Linked DNA regions of Homo sapiens: region 2 is linked to region 1. A link is a contact called in ENCODE Hi-C data. All regions are on one chromosome and are shown on one strand. Each heading gives the region's core, a stretch centred on a gene start or an enhancer-like site at or near the end of the contact. The rest is flanking DNA. Distances are from core to core; before and after follow the strand shown. Region 1 holds the start of C18orf61 (a long non-coding RNA gene). Region 2 overlaps TUBB6 (tubulin beta 6 class V).

Region 1 (4,777 bases), core at 1,133-3,632:
GCCTTGGAGTTGACTACAGTTTCTGATGCAGTTTTTAATGCTCTTTGAGAGAAACAGAGCCAGGTGCAAACAATCCACAGCTCAATGTGCCCCTCATATAGCTTTGTTTCTGTATTGCAGGTTGTGCAGGCGGCCCCTCTGAGGTGTGACTCCAGTAAGTACTCTGGAATTACTTGCTGAGAAAGAAAAGTCTGGATGCCAAGAAAGGTGTGACATCCTTGCTGGCTTCAATGTGAAGAGCCACCCTGATTCTGGGATTCTGATAGGAATAAGGGTAGTGGACTTTTTTTTTAAGTTCTCCAAGCAAAAATTATGACCAAATGTCTCCATCTGATGAAGCAGCTGCACTCCTATGGGGGCGCTGGGCTGTGCGCTTGCCTGGTGTCTTATGAGTCTGCATCGTGTGATATGATTGTGTGTGTTTTCGTATAGGGGAGGCTGTGTGTTTTCTCAGGAGAGATTTTCCATTTACACAGCACAATTGCCAGTCTCCACTTCTAAAAAGTAAAATCCACCCCTGTTCTACTCTCTCCATACATGACTCATTCACCCGTGCCAGAGCCACCTTTCATTCCCCTCACTGCTCAGGTGGAGAATCTGAAGGGCCAATGGGAGTGGCCCCAGCTTTTGAGCTCCTGAATGAAAAAGTCAAAACATGAGCTCAGGTGTGTGGCCCAATGCTGACAGTCACCTGCTGACATGCACTTATGCATCAGTCACAGGGTGTTCATCACCATGCAGGAGTCCAGCATTCATGTACAAGCCCTAAAGCACTGAGCCTGAGAGATCCCAGACTCTGCCCATCACCATAAAGTGACCTCCATGGTCACATAACCCAGAGCAGTTATAGGCACATCTTCCTACAGACCAGCATAGTCCTCAGTGTCAAAAGCACAAAGATCCCCGGATGTTTTGGGTCAGCTCACAGGTTCTAAGATGTGGGGGACCATATAGAACAGTTCTGAAGTTATTTTGCTCAGCAGCTGGCCAAAGCTTATAAGGATCAGTGATATATTTCAGTAGATTTAGTAATGTTCACAAGCCCTAAAATCCTCAAAACCTGCCAGCTAAAAATGGTGAAGAGAGACAGATAAGAACACTGCTCCACTCAGTGTGGTTTCCGTTGCCTCGTGGCAACTCTGTTATACATCTGGATTAAGGATCCTCAGCCTCAACCTAACCTTTCCTCCATGAGGAACCGTCTCACTGTTAACTGACTAGTGTAGCCTGCCTGGCCATTAGCCTACGTGAAATAAAGTTTTGCTTTAAAACAAGTGTAAATCTCATACAGCAGATAAGTGCAGTAGCAGCAGCATCTTGCAAGTTGTAAAGAAGACAGCGGCGATGTAGCTGGACTTGAAGCCAGACAGGAGGAATTAGGGAACTCTGTCACTGAATTACAGCACGCAGAGTTGAAAACCATTTGTAGACAATTTCGTGTTACAGTAGGTAGCCTTTAGCTAGTAAGCAAAGGTCTCTGTTTCTCATTTCTTTCCTGTTCATCTTCATTGTTGTCCTTCTTCCAAAACGGCAAACAGCCAAAGCAGAAGGCAATTTCAGTATTAATCTAACTAAGGTTTTGTGTAGTTTACTATCATCCAGGTAAGCAAATATAACTGCCTGCCTGCGTGCCTGCCTGTCCCCAATCCCTGCTCTGTGTTTTCATTTAATAAATATTTTGGTGTTCTACTTACCATGTGCTAGATTTTCTGGAAACCACAAAGAAAATGAGGTAGAGTCTTTATATTGAGAGCTGATAAGTTAGATTTAACATAACTGACAAAAATTAAAAATTGCAACTTTTATAAAAATACCTTATATATGTCTGAATACATACTGAATGTAAGGCAGTTGACAAAAATAATTACTCCTGCACTCATGGGCAGTTTCTCATGAACTTGTCAATTTCTATTTTTTCTACTTCCTCATTTCAGTAGATGATGCATATCTGAACCTGGAAACCGCTTCCCACTGTAGAGCGTGTCTGAGTCATGTCCCTTAGCTTCAGCAGAGCAGATCCAGCAGGCTCTGAGCTTGGCCTCTTTGCCTGGAGCGAGACCTCTAGGTAATGTCTCCAGAGAGGGTGGCACAAAGGATCCTGGATCTCCTGATCACAGCAGCCCAAGAGTGCCGTGCGTGCACCATGGCTCAAGAAGAAGACTTAAAAAGGGGAAAGTATGACTATTTCTAATCTGTAGTATTTCAGTATTTTTAATGTTTTGGTTATCTGTATGAAAAAGAATTTGCAATAAATAAAATAATTTGCCTAAAATTGAATCTATTTCACCAATAAAATTGGCTTTTAATCAAGTGATAAATCCTGTAAAATAGATAATAGATGCAGTACCAACATAGTTTGATTCTAGTAGTACACTGAGATAATCTTGAATACGTTAAGAAAGTCTTGTTTGTGTAGAAGAGTTTCAAATCATGTGAGTGATGAAGGGACCCTTCTGTTGAACCTTGGTGTGCATTTTAGGTCCATTTTGGGTTTACTCCTTTGTGCTGCTTCATGATGCCTTAGGACAAGGACAAGGCCTAGGCCTCCTTGTCTCAGTTCCCTCCTGCTCTCTCTGTTGCCCTCCTCCTTCCACCTGGAGCATGGCCCAGCATCAGGTTGGCGCATGCTGTGATCAGCTACCTCCATGCACCACACCAAGCAAAGCTCTCTGGGTGACACAGTTGCCACCACCAGGGCACTGACCCTTACTCTGTGTTCTCCTAGCTCCTCCTGAGGGTGCTGTAGGAGACATCTGCAAAAAAGAAGATGCTGGCAATGTAAGACACTTTTCTTGGTCTTAAACAGAAATGTTACTTTCCTGGCTGCTTTCCTTTCCAGTCAAATATACACATGGGAATCTGACAGGGTGCATTATCTATGATGTCCACAGTTCCCTTGCTGGGTGGTACTGGTTGGCAGCCTCTCACCAACCCACACCTGGCATACTGGGGCCTTGTAGATGGCAGCATTCCCTATCTACTGCAATGCAGAGGCCTTTCCCTCAGCAGCAGTTTTCCCCATGGATTAAGAGTTGTGGAAGTGGCTGGGTCCGGTGGCTCACACCTGTATTCCCAGCACTTTGGGAGGCCAAGACAGGCGGATCACCTGAGGTCAGGAGTTCAAAACTAGCCTGACAAACATGATGAAGCCCCGTCTCTACTAAAAATACAAAAGTTAGCTGGGCTTGGTGGCATGCGCCTGTAATCCAGATACTTGGGAGGCTGAAGAAGGAGAATCGCTTGAACCAGGGAGGTGGAGGTTTCAGTGAGCCGAGATCAAGCCACTGCGCTCCAGCCTGGACAGCGAGACTCCTTCAAAAAATAAAAATAAAAATAAAAAAGAGTTGTGAAACTGCCCATCTAAATAAACCTTAAAGGTAAATTCTGTTGGAAAAGTTCTTGTCTTTTCTGTAGGTGTACTTTGTGCTAGTTTTGGGGGACTTTGACCTTTGACTCTACCACTATACTTACAATTTTCTAAAGTTGCCAAGAGAATAACAGATATGTGTGACATGCGTGGCATCATCTAATCCTCCTAATGTGTTCTATAATTGCAGATGCCATCAACCTCAGAGGGGAGTATTTACCCTGAAATGGCTCACTTCCTGAGGAACAAACTTGCTGGATCTAGTGTACGGAAACCTGATTCTGGGTTCCTTTGGGAAGGAGCATTACGGGCCTGGTGAGAGCAAATGACTTTCCAGTAGAAAGCTATGGCCAGAGAGGCTGCAGGAATATCTGTGAACCCAGAGGAAAGACCAGGGAATCCTGTGTGAGGCAGTGGGGCTTCAGCGGGAGTAGGAGTGGGTAGCCTCTCTCAAATGACTTCTCCTGTTGTTTGTGTTTCTCCAGTGTGGGTGCTGGAGAGCATAACTGATGAGGAGGACTCTCCAGCTAGGGAACTGCTTTCCAGGTGGGACTCAGTGGGCAAGGGTTCCCAGGGCCCTTCAGGGTATTCCTGCTGCTTGGGAGGCTGAGGGAGGGGGCATAGAATCAAAAAGAAAAAGGAAATATGTGTAAAGTTTGGTTTGGTCTTTTTTTTTTTTTCTTTTTTTTTTTAATTATACTTTAAGTTTTAGGGTACATGTGCACACTGTGCAGGTTAGTTACATATGTATACATGTGCCATGCTGGTGCGCTGCACCCACTAACTCGTCATCTAGCCTTAGGTATATCTCCCAATGCTATCCCTCCCCGCTCCCCCCACCCCACCACAGTCCCCAGAGTGTGATATTCCCCTTCATGTGTCCATGTGATCTCATTGTTCAATTCCCACCTATGAGTGAGAATATGCGGTGTTTGGTTTTTTGTTCTTGTGATAGTTTACTGAGAATGATGATTTCCCATTTCATCCATGTCCCTACAAAGGACATGAACTCATCATTTTTTATGGCTGCATAGTATTCCATGGTGTATATGTGCCACATTTTCTTAATCCAGTCTATCATTGTTTGACATTTGGGTTGGTTCCAAGTCTTTGCTATTGTGAATAATGCCGCAATAAACATACGTGTGTATGTGTCTTTATAGCAGCATGATTTATAGTCATTTGGGTATATACCCAGTAATGGGATGGCTGGGTCAAATGGTATTTCTAGTTCTAGATCCCTGAGGAATCGCCACACTGACTTCCACAATGGTTGAACTAGTTTACAGTCCCACCAACAGTGTAAAAGTGTTCCTATTTCTCCACATCCTCTCCAGCACCTGTTGTTTCCTGACTTTTTAATGATTGCCATTCTAACTGGTGTGAGATGATATCTCATAGTGGTTTTGA
Region 2 (4,724 bases), core at 630-3,129, 120 kb after region 1:
TACTGATGACATTTTAAAATTTTTCATTAAAGAAGAGCTGGGCTCAGGCGTTCACACCTGCCATCCCAGCACTTTGGGAGGCCAAGACAGGATGATCACTTGAGTTCAAAAGTTTAAGACCAACATGGACAACATAAGGGGACCCTCTCTACAAAATTTTTCTTTTTTTTGACGGAGTCTCACTCTGTCGCCCAGGGTGGAGTGCAGTGGTGCGATCTTAGCTCATTGCAAGCTCCACCTCCCGGGTTCACGCCATTCTCCTGCCTCAGCCTCCGGAGTAGCTGGGACTACAGGCGCCCGCCACCATGCCATGCTAATTTTTTTTATATTTTTGGTAGAGACGGGGTTTCACCATGTTAGCGAGGATGGTCTCAATCTCCTGACCTCGTGATCCACCCGCCTCGGCCTCCCAAAGTGCTAAGATTACAAGCGTGAGCCACCGTGCCCAGCCAAAAAAATGTTTTTTTAATTGTCCCAGCTACTCAGGAGGCTGAGGCAGGAGGATCCCTTGAGCCCAGGAGTTGGAGGCTGCAGTGGCTATGATTGCACCACTGCACTCCAGCCTGGGTAGCAGTGGAAGACCCCATTTCTAAAATAATAATAATAAAAAATTCCTTTTTTATACTTTAATATTCACTTATCATAAAATAAATGTTTTAGTTAAAATGTCATAAAGCTAGAAATGAACTCTCTTAGGACCCCATCCTTCAAAGACAACCTGTGCTTTCTTAATTGCATTGTAAATGTTTTAATAAAGTAATTTTTTTTTTCATTTTGCTAGCTAGCTAGGTAAAACATTTTCATGGTTTAGGACTTAAAAGGAACAAAAGGGTATATAGTGAAAAGTTGATCTCCTTCCTACCCCGAACTAGTGTTAAGATTCTTGAATGTCCTTTCAGGTATGTTCAGGCAGACGCATATATTTACACACATACAATGGAGCCAGCTGTATACACTGTTTAGTACCCTAGTGTTCCTCCCTGGCTCCCCAGCAACGTATTTTGAAGATCTTTCCATTTCACAAGTATGGCTGCCTCATTCCTGTTGATGGCTGATAGTATCCTCTGCAGAGATACCGCCGTGGATTTAACCAGTCTTCAGTTGATAGGTATTTGGGTTGTTCCCCTTTTTATTATTATAAATTGTTCCTCAGTAAACATTTGTATATATGTCATTTTGCACATGTATGGGTCTATCTAGAAAAACTTACAGAAGTGTAATTGCTGTGTCTAGGGGGATAATTTTGATAGCTGTAGCTCAGCTGTTCTACAGCCCACTGCCCTTGCTATCTCCAGTAGCTCCCGTGGGAAGTGGCCTTCCCCAAACCCTCAGCAGTGCAACTCAGGTGTTTGGATCTCTGTCAGTTTCACAGCAGAAAAATAGAATCTCCTTGTTTTAATTTGCGTTTCCCTTATGAGAAGGGTTTAGCATTATTTCCAGTACCTAAGCTATTGGAATTTCCTTTCCTGTGAGCTGTATGTTTATAGCCTTTGCCTGTTTTCCTAATGGCTGTTGTTTTTCTTACTGATTTAAGGACTTCTTTAGATATTGAAGGAGGGTATCCTTTATATGTGATATGAGTTATTAACAGTCCAGTACATACATTTTAACATTAAGTTCAGTACACTTAATGAAGAATCACAGAATTTGTTTTTTCTTGCACTGAACACCTACAGTGTGTAGCACTGATAAATGCTTCATCCCCCCCAAGAGTAGAGCCACTGTGTAAGGCTGCACTTGTTATGTACTGCAGAAGCCAGGGGTGCCATCAGTAGACCTCATTGTGAGCAGGCCCGTGTCCCAAATTGCATGGGAGCCCCTTGTCCACTAATTAAAGATTGACAAGTGAAAGGCAGCTTGCTTACCCGATGTAGCACTTGGCAGCTCTCAGAGGCAGCCTTGGTGGTTTCACTGCTTCATAGTTCAGTGCCCCCAGGGTGAGTGCAGCATCAGGGATGGACCTGCCCACGTGAAACCAGAGAGGCTGGTCTTTGGCAGTGGCTGTGAATTGTTGCCACCAGCCGTGTGTAGACAAAAGTCAAGTTGGAGTAAGTGGGGAGAGGTCTGTATAATGCAATGCAAGTTTTTATGACTTGAATTAGTTAAATCTGCAGCCCAAAATTTCATGAAAATAAATATTTAAAACATTTTATTAAAAATTAAATTGACAAAGTCATATTAGAAATTAGTATTTCAATTTTCCCAACTCTAAGTATACTGGAATAAATTGCCTTAAAGTGAAAGAGTGAGAGTGTATTTAGTAAGTCTTGGTTAAGCCTTTTTGGTTTACATTCAGAAACAAGAAAAGAATGACTGATGTAAAATGTCATGACCTGCAAGTTAGGTCGTTTCCAATTCTGCTTTCTTCAACATTGAGTTGTTGGCCAGGTGCGGTGGCTCATGCCTGTAATCCCAGCACTTTGGGAGGCCGAGGTGGGCGGATCACTTGAGGTCAGGAGTTCAAGACCAGCCTGGCCAACGTGGTGAAACCCTCTCTCTACTAAAAAATACAAAAATTAGCCGGGTGTGGTGGCAGCACCTGTAATCCCAGCTTCTCGGGGGGCTGAAGCAGAATTGCTTGAACCCAGGAGGTGGAGGTTGCAGTGAGACAATACCGTGCCACTGCACTTTAGCCTGGGCAACAGAGTGAGACTCCATCTCAAAATAAATAAATAAATAAATAAACAAAATTGAGTTAAGTGACAGATGATTGAAAATACTTTTTTTTTTTTTTTTGAGACAGGGTCTTGCTCTGTCACCCAGGCTGGAGTGCTGTAGCACAATCTTGGCTCACTGCAACCTCCATCTTCTACGCTTAAGTGATCCTCCCACCTCAGCCTCCCGAGTAGCTGGGACTACAGGCATGCACTACCAGACCCAGCTAATTTTTGTATTTTTAGTAGAGATGGGGTTTTGCCATGTTGCCCAGGCTTGAAAATACTTTTTGATAATAGCTCACTATTTGATTTTTGGGATGTAACTCTGAAGACAATCAAAGAACTGAATGACATTGTAGAACATAATTCATTCCCATTTACATATATCTGTGGACAAGATTTCTCATATATGTAAAAATTAAGAGGAATAGAATTGATCCCAAGCCTTGGCCCTTTCTGGCAGTATTTAATATTCACCCTTGGATAAATGAATTAATAGGAAAAAAATAGATATAGATAGGTAGATAGATAACATTTAATACTTTGTAATCACAGGAAATTAAAAAGAATCAACTTCAACTGATTGGAATTATTTCTGATTTTTAATATATTCTATCAATACATTTAACAGAAGAAGAGTTTTTTAAAGTGATTATATTGTTTCCAGAAATTAAAATTATATCATATGCAACTATTTGACTTATGAAAAATAATAGATGTTAACTTTAAAATAAATGAGAGGTATCTAGTATCTAGTTTTTTCAAATGTTCATTAGCCAAGTGTAGTGGCATGTGCCTGTAGTCCCTGCTACTCAAGAGGTTGAAGTGGGAGAATCACTTAAGCCCAGGAGTTCAAAGCTGCAGTCAGCTAGGGTGGTGCCAGTGTACGCCACCCTGGGTGACAGAGCGAGACCTTGTCTCTAAATAAATAAATACAGATGTTCACAGCAATGTATGAAAGCCATTGCATTATATGAAACTCGTAGTGCCCAGAAAACCAAAAACAAAAATTAGTTCCTCCCACTCCTACGTGCATCTGTTCATATGGACATACAAACCTGTGTAATTTTTACAGCTGGGAAAAAAATGCTTCTGCTAGTGAAATAATCCATTTTAAAATGAGATAAAATGAAAAATAGGATTTTAAATTTAAGAGCCAATCTTTCAGATTCAATTTTTTTTAGGTAAAGTAAGATATACATAAGCCTGTCTGGCAAAAATGCACCATTATGGGGCTGGCCCGGTGGCTCACACCTGTAATCCCAGCACTTTGGGAGGCCGAAGTGGGTGGATCACGAAGTCAGGAGATTGAGACCATCCTGGCTAACATGGTGAAACCCCATCTCTACTAAAAAATACAAAAAATTAGCCAGGCGTGGTGGTGGGTGCCTGTAGTCACAGCTACTTGGGAGGCTGAGGCAGGAGAATGGTGTGAACCCGGGAGGCGGAGCTTGCAGTGAGCCGAGATCGCACCACTGCACCTCCAGCCTGGGTGGCAGAGCAAGACTCCGTCTCAAAAAAAAAAAGCACCATTATGCAGAAAACAGACTAGGTCTCTTTCTTGTTACTTGAACTCTGCATAAAATACAGAAGTCTTTCAGACATATTAAGCTCCTTTTCTCAACTGGCCTGGAAACAATTTGAGGGCAGGAATTACTTCCTGTGCTTAGTATTTAATTATAGGGGCAGAATAAATAATTGGTTCTGCAAACATTTTGCAACAGTAATTCTGGATGATGAATGAGGGGCTCCATTAACATGAAAAAGTGTCAAGTTTTAAAAATAAAATACTTGGGCCGGGCGCCGTGGCTCACGCCTGTAATCCCAGCACTTTGGGAGGCCGAGGCGGGCGGATCACAAGGTCAGGAGTTCGAGACTATCCTGGCTAACACGGTGAAACCCCGTCTCTACTAAAAATACAAAAATATTAGCCAGGAGTGGTGGCAGGCGCCTGTAGTCCCGGCTACACGGGAGGCTGAGGCAGGAGAATGGCGTGAACCCAGGAGGCGGAGCTTGCAATGAGCCGAGATTGCGCCACTGCACTCCAGCCTGGGCGACAGAGTGAGA

What was found. Hi-C counts contacts between places; a loop is a spot of excess contacts on that map. Pooled maps may share reads with other maps.
Region 2: a pooled map shows a loop between it and region 1 (3-fold over the local background). The contact joins the enhancer-like site here to the promoter of C18orf61 in region 1. A Hi-C loop is called at or near these places in 1 of 50 pooled maps.

Annotation. Positions count from the first base shown.
Region 1 is chr18:12,198,397-12,203,173 of GRCh38, forward strand. It overlaps C18orf61 (a long non-coding RNA gene), which reads left to right and starts at 2,383. Exons shown (of 5, transcript NR_049896.1): 1 at 2,383-2,778; 2 at 3,558-3,682.
Region 2 is chr18:12,319,637-12,324,360 of GRCh38, forward strand. The region is part of intron 3 of TUBB6 (tubulin beta 6 class V); the gene reads left to right. Among named protein-coding and RNA genes, the nearest start is that of TUBB6, 14 kb to the left of the region's middle. Within about 2 kb of position 1,880, at least 2 of the 41 ENCODE cell types and tissues checked have a DNase peak (open chromatin) inside an H3K27ac peak, as active enhancers do.